Regions from separate parts of the Homo sapiens genome. Here region 2 is linked to region 1. The links are chromatin loops, found by intact Hi-C in ENCODE. Cell type or tissue: mammary epithelial cell. All regions are shown on one strand. Each heading gives the region's core, and the rest is flanking DNA. Links, peaks and the distances in the headings are about the cores only. Region 1 has its middle 110 kb from the start of RDUR. Region 2 has its middle 250 kb from the start of ZPLD1.

Region 1 (10,537 bases), core at 3,188-8,187:
TTCAGGGATTTTGGTAATGAGATTGGTGCTTTGTTACTGTCCTTATGGAGAAATCACAGTATATCTCTGTTTTGATGTGCACATGTACCCTAGAACTTAAAGTATAATTAAAAAAAAGAAATGTTATGATCTACTTGAATCTGCTTTAATAAACTGACTTCTGGCATTAGATTGAATTTTTTGATGATGAAAATATTTCTTATCAGTGATTTGGGTATAAGTTTTTACAAGTCATAAACTCACATGCACAAAAATGCTTTATTTGTCTTTAACTGAACTTAGCTTTTACCTCAAACCCCATCTTCATCTGATGGCAGAAAAGTTCAGGTAAAATCAGCTACATTAGTGATTACTCAGTCATTTAATGTTTTAACTAAGTCAGTTCAGGGAAATAAGCTTGAAGTTCCTGCTCCAATTTTATGGCCCTTGTTCTGCCTCTTCTGTTGGAGAAACAGAAGCTTTCAGATGCTTCTCTACAGTGCTTTGGGACCCAAAGTCCTGCCATTTTTTTTTTCTGCCTACACAGTTTTAACTCTACTGTTGTTAGACCATACTGTTGTAGGGTAAGGTGTCAAACCTACACTTGGCTCTTTGTCTCCTTGATCTGTGCCTCAGGAAATGAGGCCCAACTTTCAGAATCTCCCAGAGCTGAAACCGTGATCATTCTTCCCTACCCACACCCAAGGGGTAGGAGTGGAGCCAAGGGCTTGGAATGCCCATTTCTCTCTGATTCCAGAAAAATCCTTAATTAATCAACTAGCTTTTATTCTCCTCTTCAAGTGACTAGGCAAGGGTTCTTCTAAACTTTTTTTAATGCTGATAACTTTGTTTTTTTTGATATTTTAAAAGTCACATTTCACATGTCATTCTGTATATAGCATAGATTTATTTATTTATTTATTTTTTAACTTTTGTTTTAGGTTCAGGAATACATGTGCAGGTTTGTTACATAGGTACACTTGTGTCATGGGGGTCTGTGGTACAGATTATTTCATCACCCAGGTATTAAGCCTAGTACCCATTAGTTATTTTTCCTGCTCCTCTGCCTCCTCCCACTCTTCACCCTCACATAGGCCCTAGTGTCTGTTGTTCGCTTCTTTTTGTTCATGAGTTCTCATCATTTAGCTCCCACTTATAAGTAAGAACATGTGGTATTTGGTTTTCTGTTCCTGCGTTAGTTTACTAAGGTTAATAGCCTCCAGGTCCTTCCACATTTCTTCAAAAGACATGATCTCATTCTTTTGTATGGCTGAATAGTATTCCATGGTGTGTATATACCACATTTTCTTTTTTAAAAAAACTTTTATTTTAGGTTCAGAGGTACATGTGAAGGTTTGTTACCTAAGTAAACTCATGTTACTGGGGTTTGTTGTACAGATTATTTTATCACCTAGGAATTAAGCCCAGTACCCAATAGTTATCTTCTCTTTTCCTCTCCCTTCTCTGACGCCCTTCACCCTCAAGTGGACCCCAGTGTTTGTTGTTTCCTACTTTGTGTTCATGAGTTCTCATCATTTAGCCCTCACTTATAAGTGAGAACATACGGTATTTGGCTTTCTGTTCCTGAATCAGTTTGCTGAGGATAATAGCCTCCAGCTCCATGCATGTTTCTGCAAAAGATGTGATCTTGTTCTTTTTTATGGCTGCATAGTATTCCATGGTGTATATATACCACATTTGCTTTATTCACTCTGTCACTGATGGGCATTTAGGTTGATTCCTGTCTTTGCTATTGTGAATAGTGCTGCAATGAACGTTCAAGTGCATGTGTCTTTATGGTAGAATAATTTTTATTCCTCTGGGTATATACTCAGTAATGGGATTGCTGAGTTGAATGGTAGTTCAACTTTTAGCTCTTTGAGAAATTGCTGTACTGCTTCCACGATGGTTGAACTATTAATAATTTACATTCCCACCAACATTGTGTAAGTGTTCCCTTTTCTCTGCAACCTTTCTGGCATCTATTTTTTGACTTTTTAATAATCGCCACTCTGACTGGTATGAGATGGTATCTCAATGTGGTTTTTGATTTGCATTTCTCTAATGATCAGTGATACTGAGCTTTTTTTCATATGCTTGTTGGCTGCATGCATGTCTTTGATATGGTTTGGCTGTTTCCCCACCCAAATCTCATCTTGAATTGTAGTTCCCATAATCTGCACATGTCATAGGAGGGACCCAGTGGGAGGTAATTGAATAATGGGGGCAGTTACTTTCATGCTGTTCTTGTGATAGTAAGTTCTCACGAGATCTGATGGTTTTATAAGGGTATATTTTCCCCTTCTGCTTAGCACTTCTCCTTCTGCTGCCATGTGAAGAAGGACATGTTTGCTTCCCCTTTCACCAGGATTGTAAGTTTCCTGAGGCCTCCCCAGCCACGTGAACTGTGAGTGAACTAAATCTTTTTCCTTTATAAATTACTGAGTCTCAGGTATGTCTTTATTGGCAGTGTGAGAATTGTCTAATGCAGTCTTTTTTTGAAAAGTGTCTGTTCATATCCTTTGCCCACTTTATAATGTTTGTTTTTCTCTTGTAAATTTGTTTAAGTTCTTTATAGATGCTGGATATTAATTAGACCCTTGTCAGATGCATAGTTTGCAAATATTTTCTCCCATTCTGTAAGTTGTCTGTTTATTCTGATGACAGTTTCTTTTACTGTGCAGAAGCTCTTTAGTTTAATTAGATCTCATTTGTCAATTTTTGCTTTTGTTGCAATTGCTTTTGGTGTCTTTGTCATTAAATCTTTGCCCATTCCTATTCCAGGATGGTATTGGCTAGGTTGTCTTCCAGGGTCTTTATAGCTTTGGGTTTTACATTTAAGTCTTTAATCCATCTTGAGTTAATTTTTGTATATGGTGTGAACAAGGGGTCCAGTTTTAATCTTCTGCATATGGTTAGCCAGTTATCCCAGCACCATTTATTGAATAGGGAGTCATTTCCCCATTGTTTGTTTTTGTCAGCTTTGCTGAAGATGAGATGGTCATAGGTATGTGGCCTTATTTCTGCACTGTCTATTCTGCTCCATTAACCTGTGTGTTTTTGTACCAGTACCATGCTGTTTTGGTTACTGTTGCCCTGTAGTATAGGTTGAAGTCGGGTAACGTGATGCCTCTAACTTTGTTCTTTTTGCTTAGGATTGCCTGGGCTATTTGGGCTTTTTTTTTGTTCCATATGAATACAAACTAATATGGTTTGGCCCTGTGTCCCCACCCAAATCTCATCTTGAATTATATTCCCATAATTCCCATGTGTTGTGGGAAGGACCTGGTGGGAGATAATTGAATCGTGGGGGCGGTTTCTCCCATACTGTTCTCATGGTAGTGAATAAGCCTCACGAGATCTGATGGTTTTATAAGGTGAAACCCCTTTCACTTGGCTCTCATTCTCTCTCTTGCTGCTGCCATGTAAGAAGTGCCTTTCCCCTTTCACCATGATTGTGAGGCCTCCCTAGCCACATGGAACTGTAAGTCCATTAAGCCTCTTTCTTTTGTAAATTGCCCAGTCTCAGGTACGTCTTTATCAGCAGCATGAAAACAGACTAATGCAGTAAATGAGTACCAGTGGAGTGGGGCGCAGCTGAAAAGATACCCGAAAATGTGGAAGTGACTTTGGAACTGAGTAACAGGCAGAGATTTGAAAAATTTGAAGGGCTCAGAAGAAGACAGAAAAATGTGGGAAAATTTGGAACTTCTTAGAGACTTGTTGTATGTCTTTGACCAAAATGCTGATAATAATATAGACAATGAAATCCACGCTGAGGTGGTCTCAGATGGAGATGAGGAACTTGTTGGGAACTGGAGAAAAGCTGACTCTTACTATGTTTTAGCAAAGAGACTGGTGATATTTTGCCCCTGCCCTAGAGACTTGTGGAACTTTGAACTTGAGAGAGATGATTTAGGGTATCTGGTGGAAGACATTTTTAAGCAGCAAAGCACTTAAGAGGTGACTTGGGTGTTGTTAAAGGCATCCAGTTTTAAAAGGGAAACAGAGCATACAAGTTTGGAAAATTTGCAGCCTGACAATGAGATAGAAAAGAAAATCCTATTTTCTGAGGAGAAATTCAAGCTGGATGCAGAAATTTGCATAAGTAATGAGGAGCCAAATGTTAATCCCCAAGACAATGGGGAAAATGTCTCTAGGGAATGTCAGAAGTCTTCATGGCAGCCCCTCCCATCACAGGTCCAGAGGCCTAGGAGGAAAAAGTTGTTTTGTGGGCTGGGCCCAGGGTCTGCGTGCTGTGTACTCCCTAGGGACTTGGTACCGTGCATCCCAGCTGCTCCAGCAGTGGCTGAAAGGGGCCAACATAGAGCTCAGGCCGTGGCTTCAGAGGGTGCAAGCCTCAAGCCTTGGCAGCTTCTACGTGGTGTTGAGCCTGCCAGTGCACAGCAGCCAAAAATTGGGGTTTGGGAACCTCTGCCTAGATTTCAGAGGATGTATGGAAATGCCTGAATGTCCAGGAAGAAGTTTGCTGCAGGGGTAGTGCTTTCATGGAGAACCTTTGCTAGGGCAGCGTGGAAGGGAAATGTGAGGTTGAAACCCCCACACAGAGTCTGGGGCATGGCCTAGTGGAGCTGTGAGAACAGGGCCACCTTCCTCCAGACCCCAGAATGGTAGATCCACTGACAGCTTGCACCGTGTACCTGGAAAAGCCACAGACACTCAACACCAGCCCATTAAAGCAGCTGGCAGGGAGGCTATACCCTGCAGAGCCGCAGGGGCGGAGCTGCCAAAGACCATGGGAACCCACCTCTTGTATCAGCATGACCCAGATGTGAGACATGGATTAAAAGGAGATCATTTTGGAGCTTTAAGATTTGACTGCCCAGCTGGATTTTGGACTTGCATGGGTCCTGTAGCCCCTTCATTTTGGCCACTTTCTCCCATTTGGAATGGCTGTATTTACCCAATGCCTGTACCCCCATTGTATCTAGGAAATATTTAACTTGATTTTGATTATATAGGCTTCTATGCAGAAGGGACTTGCCTTGTCTCAGATGAGACTTTGGACTGTGGACTTTTAAGTTAATGCTGAAATAAGTTAAGACTTTGGGGGACTGTTGAGAAGTCATGATTGGTTTTGAAATGTGAGGACATGAGATTTGGGAGGGGCCAGGGGCAGAATGATATGGTTTGGCTGTGTCCCCACCCAAATATCATCTTGAATTCCCACATGTTGTGGGAGGGACCTGTTAGGAGGTAATTGAATCATTGGGGCAGGTCTTTCTCATGCTGTTCTCATGATAGTGAATAAGTCTTATGAGATCTGATGGTTTCGACAAGGGGAGTTTCCCTGGGTAAACTCTCTTTGAGTGCCGCTATCCATGTAAAGATGTGACTTGCTCCGCCTTGCCTTCCACCATGATTGTGAGGCCTCCCCAGACATGTGGAACTGTAAGTCCATTAAACCTCATTTTCTTCCCAATCTCAGGTATGTCTTTATCAGCAGTGTGAAAACAGACTAATACACAAACCCACAGCCAACATCATACTGAATGGGCAAAAGCTGGAAGTATTCCCCTTGAAAACCATGACAAGACAAGTATGCTGTCTTTCATCACTCCTATTCAACACAGTACTGGAAGTCCTGGCCAGAGCAATCAGGCAAGAGAAGGAAATAAAGGACATCTAAATAGGAAGAGAGGAATTCAAACTATCCCTGTTTGCAGGTGATATGATTCTTTATCTAGAAAACCCCATAGTCTTGGCCCAAAAGCTCCTTCAGTTGATAAACAATTTCAGCCAAATTTCAGGATATAAAATCAATGTACAAAAACACTAACATTTTATACACCGACAACAGCCAAGCCAAAGGCCAAATGAGGAATGCAATCCCATTCACAACTGTCACAAAAGATAAAACAAAATAAAGTAAAATAAAATAAAATAAAATAAAACACCTAGGAACACAGCTAACAAGGGAGGTGAAAGATCTCTACAATGAGAATTACAAAATAACTGCTCAGAGAAATCAGAGATGACACAAACAAATGAAAAAACATCCCATGCTCATGGGTAGAAAGAATTAATGTAATTAAAATGGCCACACTGCCCAAAGCAATTTACAGATTCAATGCTGTTTCTATCAAACCACCAATTACATTCTTCACAGATCTAGACATGGATTTATGAAAGTCTACTTTGAGCCTTAGTATATGTTTGAGCCTTAAAACTTATGCAACTAAAATTCTTTGTTCTCTGGCTGTGTAATGTTTTGGCGCTGACCCTGAGGCATGAATGTTATCTGACTCATCGGTAAAGGCCAGAAGACAAAGAATAGGTGGGAAGTACCTAGTTAATATATGCGAATTTCATTCTACTACATGTGTACTCTCATTTGGCATCATTCAAACCCCAAACTGCCTCCTATGCAAAGGGAGAAGTTGTATTTGTCCTTGTGTAAGTGCTTTTTGAACTGGCTTCCAGAAGGAGCATAGAGGATGCTGTTAGGCCAGGATTTCTCTCCTTCTCACTCATCTTACTCATGCCAGATTCATATATTCATCATGCGCATATTTAGTCAAAACAGCTCAGCCTTTTATGTTTTTTAAATATATTGTGGAGCTGTATATAATCTAATTTAAATAAAGAATATTGCTAAGAAAAATACTTTGAAAATTTGTTGTATCTAAATAGGATTACACAAATGATTTTTCAAACACCCAGATCCATTTGGGAATTGGTTTCACTTGTATGCTATCACTACTTAACTGCAATCAGCTCCTACTTTTAGCTATGAGTAAACAATTCATCCAGAATTTTCTAACTTTTGATGAAATCCTTCAAGTACAGTAAGTCCTCACTTGACCTTGTTGATAGGTTCTTGAAAATTGTGACTTTAAATGAAACAACACATCATGAAACAAATTTTATCAGAGGCTAATTGATTTAAACAAGAGTTAAGTTCCTATGGTATGTTTCTGGTAACAAAAACATTACCAAACTTCTGACCCAAAACACTTCTAATATCAAACATTGAAATAAGTGTGAGCTATATACATATATTTAAGAAAGATTAATAAGAACGAGTCAGATAATTATTTACCCAGTTTTTGGTGAATCAGTGAGTGATGGCAGTCTTCGTGGTGGTGGGTTAAATCAAAGAATAAGTGTCTGCAAAGTAAAAATGGTAGAGAGCACCTCCTCCCACCACGCAGTTCAAACACAATTACAAATATTCATACCACATCATTTATTGTCATGCATTTGGATGATTATCATAGATTTTATGAATTTTAAAAATTGTTTTATTTCATTACAAATTTGTATTTGGCAATAACTTGTGTTCATTTATTTATTTTGCAACCCACTTATTCCAGTTCAGAGTCGTAGGTGGCCTGGGAGACTATCATGGGGCAGCTCAGGAGGCAAGGTGGGAACCAGCCCTGGACCGCACGCCATCCCATCACGGGGCACACTCATACCCACACCCACACTCACTCAGTCTAGGACAATTTAGATATACCGATAAACCTAACATCTTTGGGATGTAGGAGGAAGCCGGAGAACCTGGAGAAAACCCAAGCAGGCCTGGCGAGAACATGCAAACTCCACACAGACAGTGATCCCTGCCAGGAATTGATTTTGCTTTTTCTCATAAATATTATAACAAAAGTGTGTTGAATAAAAACATGATTCGAGAACCTGGTATCGTACTCATTTACGATACCAGTATGTTCCAGCTCTGGGGAGTATAATATCAAAAGGCCTGGCAGAAAACTTCCTCTCTTCCTTATAATGCTTGCTCTCCCCATAACATTAAAAATCTTTGGTTGTTTGTAGGGCCCAGGGTAAAAAAGCTTTATTTATTATTTTCACTGTTACCTCTTTCCTTTTCGGAGACACAGAGAGAATGAAAATAAAAAGGCTTTTCCATGCTTACATGAACATTTCCATTTCTGTTGACTAAGAATAAACAGGGACTATTTGGTTGTTTTGGCTAATTGCAATGTAACTACTTACACACTCCTCTTTTGTCATCTGTAATCTTGCACTAACCTTGAAACTACTCTTCCTTCCTTTATTGCTCTCCAATCTTGTCTACTTCTAACATGTTATTACTGAATGTTCTTTTCTAAAATATACATGTGATCATATCACTCTTAAAAAACTTTAAAGATTAAAAAATATATTTTATAGGACTAATTCAAACTCTTTGCTTTAGATCATGAGATCTTTCATGATTTACAGCTAAGACTGGTAATGAACTATTACTATGTGTCTCTTTATGTGTGAGTCAATATGATAGGACATTTCAATGAACCCCATTTAACCTTCACAAGAATCCTGTGAAGTCAGTAGTTTTATCTCCATTTTTTACAATAAAAAAGCTGAGCTTAGAGAGATTAAATAATTTCCCCCCAAATAATGAATAGCATATTCTTATCTGCCACTGATCTCTCCTAAGCAGCCACATGCACCTAAAGCACTGAAGTCTTCATCGATGTCGGGATTGAACTGTATTTTCCTCATGCCTCTCTAACTTTCCTTATGCTGGATCTGCTGCCTGGAGTGAGAAGAAATCTTGTTCACTGGTCAATCTTAAAGAAAGCTTCAAGGTCCAGAAACCTGCCCTTTACTCTTGTTTAACCATTTTGTCTCCTGGAGAGATGGTTAGACGCACCCACCCTTGTGAGCCAGTAACCCTGGGTGGATATGTCAAATCACTAGAGGGTGAATCCCAGGTATGAAAAGTGTCCTGCCCTCACTCATCACCCAGGGACTGCTGATATCACCAAAAAACTTTTCAAGAAATTGAGGAAGAATAGAATATAGAGGAATTTTAAGTTACTGTAGTATTCCCATTATAGACGATCTAATGCCCATTGATTTTTCCTTCCTTTTTTATTAAAAAATCTTTTTGATATATTGAGACCAATGTGCTTACACAAAAGGAGTTAGTGCCCACATATTCAAATGTCCAATAGAGAGATTTCTCTTATATTATAGGTGTATTGTATTTTTTAATTGAAAGTGTTTATTGTGGTAAAATACACATAAAACTTATCTGAATTTTAAGTGTGCAGTTCAGTGGTGTTAAATATATTCACATTGTTGTGCAACTAATTTCCAGAACTTTTTCATCTTGCAAAACTGAATATACCCACTAAACAACAACCCACTATACCCACTAAACAACTCTCCATTCTTTCCTCCCCCTAGGCCCTGCCAACCATCATTCTTCTTTCTAGTTCTATGAGTCTGATGATTCTAGATACATTATACAAACAGAATCATACTTCAACATTCTCAACATGTATTCATGTTGTAGCATTTCCTTCCTTTTCAAGGCTGAATAATATTTGTGTGTGTGTGTGTGTGTGTACCACATTTTGTTTATCCATTCATCCCAATAGACACTTGGGTTGTTTCTTCCTTTTAGCTCTTGTGAACAATGTTGCTATGAACATGAGTGTACCAATATCTTTTCATGTCTATGCTTTCAATTCTTTTGAATATTGTATTCATCTCTTCTCACATTGCTATGAAGAAATACCTGATACTGGATAATTTATAAAGAAAAGGGGTTTAACTGATTCATGGTTCCGTAGGCTGTTCAGGAAGCATGGCAGCATCTGCTTCTGGGAAGACCTCAGGAAACTTACAGTTGTGATAGAAGGCAAAGCTGGAGCAGGCATCTTCAAATGGCCAGAGCAGGAGAAAGGGAGAATGGGGAAGGTGCCACACACTTTTAAACAACCAGATCTCATAAGAACTCTATCATGAGAATAGCACCAAAGGGAGGGTTCTAAACTATTCATGAGAACTCCACCCCCATGATCCTGTCACCTCCCACTAGGCCTCTCCTCCAACGCTGGAGGTTACAATTTGACATGAGATTTGGGAGGGACACAGATCCAAACCATAACAGATATATACCCAGAAGTGGAATGGCTGGATCATATGGTAATTCTATTTTTAATTATTTTTTTGAGATGGAGTTTTGCTCTTGTCACCCAGGCTGGAGTGCAATGGCTCAATCTTGGCTCACTGCAACCTCTGCCTCCCTGGTTCAAGCGAGTCTCCTGTCTCAGCCTCCCAAGTAGCTGGGATTACAGGGGCCCACCACCATGCCCAGTTAATTTTTGTATTTTTAGTTGAGATGGGGTTTCATCATGTTGGCCAAGCTTGTCTTGAACTTGTGACCTCAGGTGATCCACTTGCCTTAGCCTTCCAAAGTGCTGGGATTACAGGGATGAGCCACTGTGCCTGGCCTTATTTTTAATTTTTGAGAAATTATCTTAATGTTTTCCACAGTGGCAGCACCATTTTTACATTAGTACCAACAGTACACAAAGGTTCCATTTCCTCTACATCCTTTCCAACACTTGTTTTATTTATTTATTTATTTATTTATTTTTGATAGTAACCTTCCTAATGAATGTGCTAGAAGTGGTTTTGAGTCAAGAGAAACTCTGCCTAAAATATCAGATAGGTTTTTTTGTGTTTTGGACCTCTCTGCCTCAAGGGTTAAATATAATACAAGAGAGGCATTTATTATCCTTTGCTATTTTAATAAAAACATCAATGTTCATAGAGA
Region 2 (10,537 bases), core at 3,426-8,425, 140 kb after region 1:
GAAGTTGGCACTTGTAATTATTCATTATATGTGTAAATAGCATTACTAGAAATTACGTTACTCTTTTTATTTATTTATTTATTTATTTTTTGAGACGGAGTCTTGCTCTGTTGCCCAGGCTGGAGTGCAGTGGCTTGATCTCCACTCACTGCAAGCTCCGCACCCCGGGTTCATGCCATTCTCCTGCCTCAGCCTCCCGAGTAGCTGGGACTACAGGTGCCCACCACCACATCCGGCTGATTTTTTTGTAATTTTAGTAGAGACGGGGTTTCACAGTGTTCTCCAGGATGGTCTTGATCTCCTGACCTGGTGATCCGCCCGCCTCGGCCTCCCAAACTGCTGAGATCACAGCAGTGAGCCACTGTGCCCAGCCACGTTACTCTTTTAAACGTGTACCATGGAATCCAGATACTCTAGCAGTTTGATACACTCTACCACCTATTTAGCCAACTGACCTATGACAAGGTGCTCTAACAGCATGATCAAATAGTAATGGGGTTGGTAAATGCAAAAATGATCGAGGGAGTGACAGCCATTCTTCCATGGACTTGCATCTCATGTCAAATTTTGCCACCATGCAGATACTGATGAACAAACATTAAGTAGCAAAGTTACTTCAAATCAGTTCTTGCTACTTTTTCTGTAAACTCAGTGACACACCAGCCCTCTGTTCTTTTATGTGCTTCAACTACTCTTTGTCTGAAAGAGTCACTTAAGGCCAAGAACAACATTCTATGGAAAGATTATGTTATATGAATAATTAGCACCAGCCATCTAGTATTCCTGTTAAGCCATTAGCTGGAGTCAGGACTTAGGGAATCAAGCCTAGCATATAGTCTGTTAAAACAAATATAGATAAGTGTCTAAAGTATGTTTAGCCAAGCCACATATCTGAATTCTCTTAATTATGTCAAAGAGCCAATTTCCAATATCCATCATGCTGATCAACAGGTCAGTATTTCTATTAATTAAAACCCATTTCTGACATTCACAATATTCATTTAGAAAGCCTCAGTTCTAATGGAGACGTGGATAATGGAAGACTTTTGTTAGCTGTATTTGGATTAGAAAGTTCCCTTTTAAATCCCCATCTGATCACTCCTGGACCGCATGTTTTTCATTAAGGCAACGGACTTCTCCTATAGTGAAAATTTAAACTAATTGGAACAAACAAAAAATACTATATATGTTGAAATATTTTAAGATTATTTATAGACATTGTAAAAATTCATTAAAAAAATACATGAACACATTTTCTTATCAGTCAGAAGTTTGAGATCGTTTTGTTAGCTTCTTGTAGTTATATTTCTATCCTACTTTTTCCTTTCTAATTTTATCTTATTCTTTAAAATCCTATCTTAATTACCCTATCTCATCTTTCTATAACAAAAATATTTACTGGAGCTTAAGTTATCTTGTAATTTTCTCTGACTATAAGGCTTTAAATGTAGAAAAAAATTATACACATAATCAAAACACAGACAATTTGAAACAATCATTAACTTAAAAGGAAAATTTTCTTGATGGGACACCTCTCATGGAATTGGTAGTGGCTTATGTTTTCCTCTGGTTGGTTCACATATCCATAGATGAACATGACCAATTTCTAGAGTGAATTAGGGTTCAGCTACAGCTGACTCCTATTTTTCATTTTCATAGATGTAAGTATGGATAAACTTTGTTTCTATAAAAATAAATGTTAATAGAAAGGATTTTGTTATGGCTGGTTTAGAGCAATGGAAACTGTACAGAGCTGAGAGTCATGGCCCCAACTTCTGTTTCAGACATAAAAATGACATGTCCTTGGGAACTTGCTAGGTCCTGGATTCCTCCTTTATAAAAATACAGGATAGCCTAGAGGAGTTTTATGCTCTTTATAGCTCCATCATTCTATAATAATATGAAAAAAGGTAGATTAGAACCACTTGGCCTTATTAGGTAGATAGTATATTTATATATACATATAAATAAAGGAAACTGATATAAATATGAGGTGAACACCTGCCTTTAAGGTGATTGTAACCAAACTGGCTAGCAAATAACATTAATTAAGTAGGGACCAAATCAAGATTGCATATAGTTAAATGTTAAGTATCATGATACAGACAAGGTAACAGTTACATTAAAGGTTCAAAGATGAGTCAATTAATCGGGGCTAAACTCTGCAGAGGAGACTTCATGGAGAAAGTGAGATCTAGAGAGGACCTTATGGTTAAACATGAAGGAAAGCAGACATGACAGAAGCCTGGTCTAGAGGGAGCAAGGTGACTGTGTGGATACTTACTGCTAAGGAGTAGAGGGGCTGAGGTAATAGGCACGGCCCTCAATAATCTGAGGGCCCCGGGATGCAATTAGAGACAATTTATAACAGATTCTAGTTATTCATGGCAGTTATGAGGTCACCACGAACACTGAATTAGCAAATACGGAATTTTTGATCCTAGGGGAAATTCAGGGTTAGGTTCCTGTGGGCCTCTGTTCGCATTTTCTACAACCAAGCAATACATAACTTTGTTTGATATGTGTTTCTGTTTAAAGACACTTTATATATGTTGCCAACTCATTAACATCGAACTCACTACCAACACATTGTAGCTTATGCTTTGACAGGGCTTATCTAATATACGTGTTTTCTCCCTGAGAAATATTCCAGGCTTCTTGCACTTAGGAGCACTATGTAGCACTTGAGCCCTACAATTGGGTGTCATTTTAAACAGCAAAATTATGAATGAATGGCACAAAAATATGAGACAACATGGCACTAAATAGACCATAGAAGGGACACTTGTTTAAAGTCTGAGAGCTGAAACAAGAAGGCAGAGTGTTGCCCTGTTCAACCTCAGCTGGGAACATGCACATTGGGTGACTCAAAATTTGTTGCTCTGCGCATGCCTATGAGTGACCCTGAAAGCACTTGAGTGTTGATTTTGGGATTACAGAAAAATTTTATCAAGTAGATGAATTCACAAATAGGAAATATGTAATAATGCGATCAACTATATTTTGATGAGGCAGGCTGTAGCCAGCCATTAACAAGATTTCAGCAGTGGAACAATGCAATGAGCTATATTTAGGAAGCCAGCTTGGTAATCCATTCACTCAATTATCAATCGTTTAAAGAAAACTCACTGTGTATTAGAAGTTGCACAGACTGCTTGGAATGCAAATGAATAAATATGGTGCCTGCCCTTAAGGAAATCACAGGTAAGAAGACTCAGTCTAAGGGAGAAGCCTGGGCTGGCAATGGGGAGGATGAGGGTATCAAAAGTCTTATTGCCAGAATAATTCTTAAGGTGATGAGGACCTGGTATTGCAAAGTGACTGTGGGAGTGAGGAGGGGGGGCAAACAAAAAGAGCATTAACTGGCTTATATTTTTGCTTGAATATTACAGTGAGGAAGAACAACTCCCATACATTTCATATTTAAGGCTGAGGAAGGGTATGCAAAAAAAAAAAAAGAAACTTAAAAAAAAAGAGAAAGGGATGAAGGTATGTGCTTCTGCTCCAGTGAAAGAACATGGCTTCCTCAAAGTGGGAGGCTTGTGAAGGGAAGTCATCAGGACTGCTGTTTGCTTCAACTGTCATTATTTTTAAATTGAGAATGATGAAAATTTCATTATGTAAAATTAAGAATGAAATAAATCAAAACCAAAAGACTAGATTTACTGCTGCCAGTGGAACACACAAGTTTTCCAGATTCCAGATATCTTATTGTTTCTATTTAAATCAGCTCTGAAAAATCTAGTAACAAAAATCTATTAACATCGTCCATCTACAATAACCCAAGTTCAGCAGCAAAGTGCTTAACTGTTAACCTTTTCTTGGTAGATGCATGTTGCTTTAATTGTTTTCTATTTTCTGATTTTTGGGAAAATATTTTCTCTTGTATTTAGAGAAATAAGTATATAATATCTGGATTTATTAATTAATAACATTCTCCTTATACTGCTTTGGGGCAGCTTTGGAAGAAGTTTATAGTTCTGGGGTAACAGATCCCAAACTGGGTTTCATTTTTTTCATCTAGAGTTTGATAACCAAGATCGGATAACATCTGCCCCAAAGAGCTTCTCCTTTTCCTAGGCAGGCTCATGAGTTGGCTGGGTTTTCATTTTGACTCAAGTAAATTCACCAAATAATAATCTGCTCTCTGAGTGCCAGGCACTGTGCTGGGCCTGGGGATGAGAAAGATAGAAACATTCTTATTGCCAAAGAATTAGCAATTATCAAAGGCTAAGGGAGTCTTCAGGCATTAAATTTTGCTTAGTGCTTTACCTTGCAGACATTAACCTCTCATTGCCAAAGTGAAAGGTGAAAGGAATAGAAATGTGAATGGTAGAGCAAGAAGAGACCATCTGCTTGGCCAAGGCTCTGCTTTCGGACGCTTCTAAGCACCTCTTAAACTCATTGGGTAACGAAGACTTTCAAAATCCAACCTTTATAATGAGAAAGAAAGCACATTCTGGAAGAAATGTGAATCAAGGCAAATACCTTCACTGAAAACATTTTCCCACTTCTCTCATTTGCTTTTTTTCTTCTCCAAAATGCCTATCCCATGAAAATACTCCTTCTCTACTCCATACCATGAACAGTTTCTTGTTAGGAAATAAACAGCAAACAAACTCAATGCATTGACAGGGTATTATTGGTAATACAGGTGCACATGCAGAAGCATAAAAATAATAAGACATTTCAGGCTGCCTTGAGGGTTGCTATTCAGGAAAGAGTTTGATAAGGGAGTGTTTCACACAGCATTCTACTTGCAGATGCATGCTGAGGGTTATCTTGTCCTTGTTAACCTGGAGAATAAATTCTCATACCCTCCCTTAGCTTTTATTACCAGAAAACATGGTCTTTGTTTTAATAAATGTCTGTGACTCTAAAGGATTATTCTAGTAAGGTCACAATACCAATGTGTTTTGAAGGCCACAACACCAAAATTCTATAAATGCAATATTGTGAGGGCTGTTGAGAAATGAGGATAATAGGCTGATTTAGTCATATGCCTCTTCATGTAATTGCTGAAAGCAATACGAAATCATTTGGTTGCATCTGTGGGATATGATGGGACCTGTTTGCTGCAGGAAAGGGAAGGCAGCTGCCTGTGGGTGTGGCATGAGGAAGGAAGGAGCTGCCCACTCTAATGATGAGTCTTTCTGGTCGCAAAGTCTCATCCTTCCAGTCCTAAGAGCAGAACACTAGAGAAAAGTAATTGCCTCTTGAAGGACTAGTTAAAACAGAAATTCCCTACTTTGTGGAACTGCTATAATTGTAAAAGATTGTTGCATGTATGAAATGAGATAATCCATGTAATGTGCATTGTTTAATTGTGTATATATTAGCTGCTGCTATTACTTTTATCATTGTTATCATTCAGAAGCTCTTGCACTGACTACCAGGGTCTAAAGAATTTGTTGGTCAAACCTCACCTCCTCTAAGTGATGATTCTTTGTTTTGACTGAGCCCAATGGCACTGGTACAAGTCACTTGCTAACACAGGGGTGCAGCTGTGTTCAAATGAGTCATGTGGATGTCCTGTATTTCACTTTTGATGATTAGATGGAGAAAAATTAACACGGAATAATATAAAGTCTAATAAGTCATACTCCACTTCTGAGAAATGTGTTTTGGTTAACAAACTCTTTTCTAAGGTATAAATAAACTGGGTTTCATTTTTCTCATCTAGAGTTTGATAACCAAGATCGGATAAGGCATGAAGATGTGTTGATGCCTAGAGTGTGTAGGAAGGGGAATCTTGCACTTGGGACCATTGATGAAAGGCCGACTTTGTTTGGAGGAATGGCCTGGTGGAGTGCCAGCCCCTGGGTGCCTGCAGGACCAGGCCGGTAAGAAGGAGGTAGGAAGGTGAGGGAGCGTACTTTGCCGAGGGCGGGTGAATGGCTGATGTGGCACTGAAATTCCCCAGCAGGCTGCCTGTAGCTGGCTATGGGATAGGTTGCCAGTGCCTGGGGTGAGATGTCAAGGCTAGTTTGGAAAGCTGCAATTTAAAAATGTATTGTATTTTTGGCCAGCTCAATGTCTTCTAATCCAGCTTCTGCAGTTTATTCCAGTTCAGCAGTCTCTCTCCTCTCAGTCTTGACTTCTTTTTCTGAAGTTAAAATAGAAAAGAAAAATAGAAACCATGAGAAAAGAGAAGAGCATTTTCCTCCTTTTCCTGGTGGAAAAGTGGATCAGGTTTCTAGGTCTCTTATCTCTCTACTTTTTTCATCTTTATTATGTACACAAGCCAGGGCTTTTAAAGCCTATGCCTAGAAATGCTTAGGGCCTTTTGTATTTTTTTTTTTCAAATTGATCTCTTATGAAGAAGTGCCACCCCTCCCCTAACTGCTAATAGAATTAGTATACTTAAAAATTAATATTCTAGCCTCTTCTAAATACAGAAGTGAAGATAGCAAATTATCTTCGTATTACGTTTTTATACTTACGTGAAAAATCGTAAGTTCCCTTTAGTTATGTAAACAAAGGAGTCTGTTATGTTGAGGAAAGGATCCCAGCAGTCTTTGAATTTTATAAAGACAGCCTTTCTCTGTATTTCCTTGGTATGCAGTTCTCTTAGGAGAACTAGTTGGGATTAATGGACAAATCAGGAAAATAAAATAGACATGATGTGTTTGTACCTCAGACTGGTGAAGTGTGTCAGACCAGTTATATTCCCAAGGGGATTATGAAAGTTTTTCTTAGGGCACCTGAATAGGTACTTGGATGAAAACCAAGGAAATGCAACAGATTGTTGATGCCAGGTTCTCAGTGGGCATTCCTGTAGACAACTGAGAAGTGTAACTGGTCAGGAGAGCATATCCAGAGTGTTTTTGTCAACTTGGAGAGAGAGATCAGGTTAATTCTTATTAAATATCTAACATATAGAAGGCATGCTCATCTCATGAGGGCATTCCTCACCTCACAATGCCCCCTTTCCCAGCCCTTCTCTTACCTGTACCCTAACACTTGTGATTTCCACATAAACAGGCGCTTTGTCTGTCTTGTTCACTGTTGAATCCCCAGTGCTTAGAACAATGTCCAGCCCCCAGGAAGTACTCAATAAATTACCCATTTTAAATTAATAAATGAATTAGCTTAAACTGGGAAAAATATTGAAGTTGTTGAATGACAGACTTAGGACCTTAAAGAGATCTACTAGAATTATAAGTTGAATCTACCATGATAAAATGTAATGGGGAAAAAATGAAAAACCCCACCCTTAGGTCAAAAATCAACTATACAATGTCCCAGATGAAGAGAAACAACTTGGCAATATCTTACGTGAAAATTTGTTCGACAGTAAACACAACATAAATCAGCAATGTGCTATGATTGGGATAAAAATTTAATATGATTGTAGGCCATGTTAATTTAGATATAATATCTAGAATAGAGAAGGTAATAGCACTTGTTTATGTTGATATCAGGTGGTACTTGGAGTAGTATATTCTATTCTTCTATAGTGGTTACTAAACTCAAAAAAAGATATAAGAAATTAAGAGTGTGTTTAATGGAGACTAGTCAAGGCTATGAGGGAACTCAGAAAGTGCAGGATAATTGGTAACATTGAGGACAGTTTTAGGCAGCCCAAGAGAAGGTTCAGTGAGCTTCAACCTCCATGTATCTGAGGAGGAGCTATTCTTTGGAAGAAGTATCATATTTGTTCTTTGTGTTTTCAGGGGCCAAACCTAGGGCAAATGTGTGGAGATTTCAGGAAGACACATGTTATCTCATCAAAAAGAAAGAGTTCTTGGTTGTCTGAGCTGCACTGAGCCTCATGGAGAGTAAGTCTTCTGCTTCTGGAAGTTTTCAAACAGGTTGCAAAAGACTGCAGGCTCAAGTATCCAGCTGAACTTGAGGATGTGTAAGATATATTCAGTAGAGATAAGTTGTGTCGGCAGATGGGGGCTGCTAGGAGAAAGCACATTTTCACTGATTTCAGGGCCAGCCCAACATTAGAATTCTTTCTCATGAACCGCACTGCTGGGATACAATTTAAGAGTATTCTCATTTACCTGGTCTGGCTCTGTGAAACCTGCGTAATGTAACTCAGATCACCTGGAATTTGTAAGGAGGTGCAATTATTCATTTAACAACTATTTATTGAGCACTGGCTCTGTGTACTGAAGTACTTGCTAGAGGTTGAGGTAGAATAATAAACAAGATTCATTTCCTGTCCTTAGGAACCTTAAAGGTATAGTGCCCACAGGACCTCTGCTCTAAAGACTAATATTTCAGCTTGGAGGCTCCATTCTCAGACTTGACTGAGCATTTGGTTCACTGCCTTGTATAATTTGTGTGCTTATTGGTTCTCCACATGGACTAGCATTTCCTTGAATTCAGGGATTATTTCTCATTGTTTAACTTTAGCACAATCTCAAAGCACAGTGGTTGGCATAATAGCTGGTATTCAATAAATGTTTGTATAAACAAAACAAACTATACAGATCACTGCCCTGCAAATGAGTTGAGAACAAGAATATATCCTAGGAAAGTTCGGTGGAGGGACAGTGTCTTAAAAAACTGAAGGAATCATTAAAAAGTCTTCTAGGCCTTGGGGATGGGGGCAAGAATGGGGTGGGGATTGGGTGGGAGTTGACAAATCCAGATTGGCTCCAAGGATGATGAAATCTGGGCCACAGAACCACTAGACAGGCCATGACAACAGCCTGGGTTATGGGAAATGGGTAATGTTGGTCTTTACTAAGGGGTCGCACCAGCCTTGGGAATCACTTAGTGTAACATATCATTCAGTACCAAATCACACATAGAAGAATGTGTTATGGAAATGTCAGAACTTCCAGTTGAGTCATTTAGAGAGAGGAAGAGGAGCAAGTAGTTTCAGAGAGGTCTGAAGCTTGGTTTTAAGTTAGGGAAGTGCTTTTCTTATTGCAGGGAATGTGGCTGGGCTCAGAGGGTCAATTCAGACCAAAAGGGGAGTCTACTAGCTCAAAGATGTGAGGTTAATTCTAATAAGCAGCATTTGGAAGAAGCTGAAGATCCTACAGGATCTGGAAGCCAGGTCTCCCTTGGACAAAGGGTCTGCTCAATGTAGTCTAGCATTCAAAATAGACAAGATTGTGGCAAGAAGAAACCAGAACTGACTGCCAAGCTGAGCCAGCCAGGTTGATCCAGGTGGACACTTACATTTGAATAAACAACATATGTTTTCATCTTAATCAATTTTTACATTTTGAATTTTATTTTATTTTCTCACATTTGTAAACATTCATTTTTCACAATTCCAGACTTAGTGAGTCTTTTTATGAGAGTGTGTGGGGCTAGGAGTGTGATCTCTGGGCTATGGAGACACATTTTTATGTCTGACATTTAGATCTGTCACTTATTTGCTGGGTGTCCCTGAGCAAGTTTCTTCACCTTCCTAAGCTTTAATTTCCTTGTTGTAAAGTAAGGGTGATGATAGTACTTACCTCATAGATTTCTTGAGAAAATTAAAAAATGTCTGTAAAGTCTTAACATAGCATTTGAGTTCCATAAATGTCAACTCTGTGGTTATTGATGTTACTACGGTGAAGAGGCAAGAGGGCACTGTGACGATTGCTGCCTCCAAGCTGAAAGAAAGACGATCCTCATATTTGAGAAGGAAGAAGAGATAAGAAATTCTGCTTTGGGCATGTTGAGTTTAACGAGTCAGTGGGAAATCCAGGTTGCATAAGGGTCCAGAAGTCAGGAACGGATAGGGCTAAATATTTGAATATATGCATCAAAATGCAGAGGTGGTGGGTAAAATAAAATAGAAAGGGAGAGGGGTCTGGCTTCTATATTCAAGGGTTATCAGAAGAGAGTGACTAACGAGGAGATCAGAAGGAACAGCTAGAAATAGATGAAAACCAGGATAAAGGCATGTTGAGAAAGTCAAAGGACGGATGTTTGATTATGGAAGAAGTGGCCAAGGAAGATAAAAGTAAGACAAGACTGGAGGTGGCCTTAGATTTAGCAATGATTGTACCACTTGTTTCTTTTATTAGGGCAGACAAGGGAGCAGTCATAGCAAAAATCAAACTGCTGTAGATTGAAAAATAAAGGAAAGGTAAAATATTCATAATATATGAAGAAAAAAGTCAAATTAAAAATCACATGTCTGGCTGGGTGCAGTGGCCCATGCCTGTAATTCCAGCACTTTGGGAGGTTAAAGTGGGAGGATTGCTTGGGCCCAGGAGTTTGAGACCAGCCTGAGCAACATGGTGAAACTCCACTTCTACAATAAAAATGAAAATGAAAATTAGCCAGATGTGGTGGTTCGCCCCTATAGTCCCACCTACTCTGGAGGCAGATGTGGGAGGATTGCTTGAGCCCCACTGTGATGAGCCATGATAGCAACACTGCCCTCTACCCTGGGCAACAGAGTGAGACCCCATCTCAGAAAAAATCATTTGCCTGTTATAACCCATTGTTATTAAACAATGAAGTTAAAAAAAGAAATATTTACATGGGGGATGGTATTTAAAGCATAATTATTTCTTTTCTAATATCACTTGCTGACTTCTTGTAAAGTCTGGAGGGCTAAGCTTCCCCTAGA

What was found. Hi-C counts contacts between places; a loop is a spot of excess contacts. Peaks named below come from ENCODE experiments on the same cell type or tissue, not always from the same donor. Only the 100,000 strongest peaks of a DNase experiment are listed, where the experiment ranks them.
Region 2: a loop joins it to region 1, with 2.2 times the contacts of the local background. A loop is called at or near these places in 1 of 110 quality-filtered maps.

The regions. Positions count from the first base shown.
Region 1 is chr3:102,047,336-102,057,872 of GRCh38, forward strand. No RefSeq gene overlaps it. Among named protein-coding and RNA genes, the nearest start is that of RDUR, 110 kb to the left of the region's middle. In mammary epithelial cell, for the core only: no CTCF peak of the experiment used is centred there; a DNase peak (open chromatin) is centred at 6,246; H3K27ac peaks cover 1,293 bases.
Region 2 is chr3:102,184,668-102,195,204 of GRCh38, forward strand. No RefSeq gene overlaps it. Among named protein-coding and RNA genes, the nearest start is that of ZPLD1, 250 kb to the right of the region's middle. RefSeq lists an enhancer at 10,038-10,537. In mammary epithelial cell, for the core only: a CTCF peak has its summit at 5,924; DNase peaks (open chromatin) are centred at 5,084, 5,484, 5,864 and 8,064; H3K4me3 peaks cover 130 bases; H3K27ac peaks cover 4,705 bases.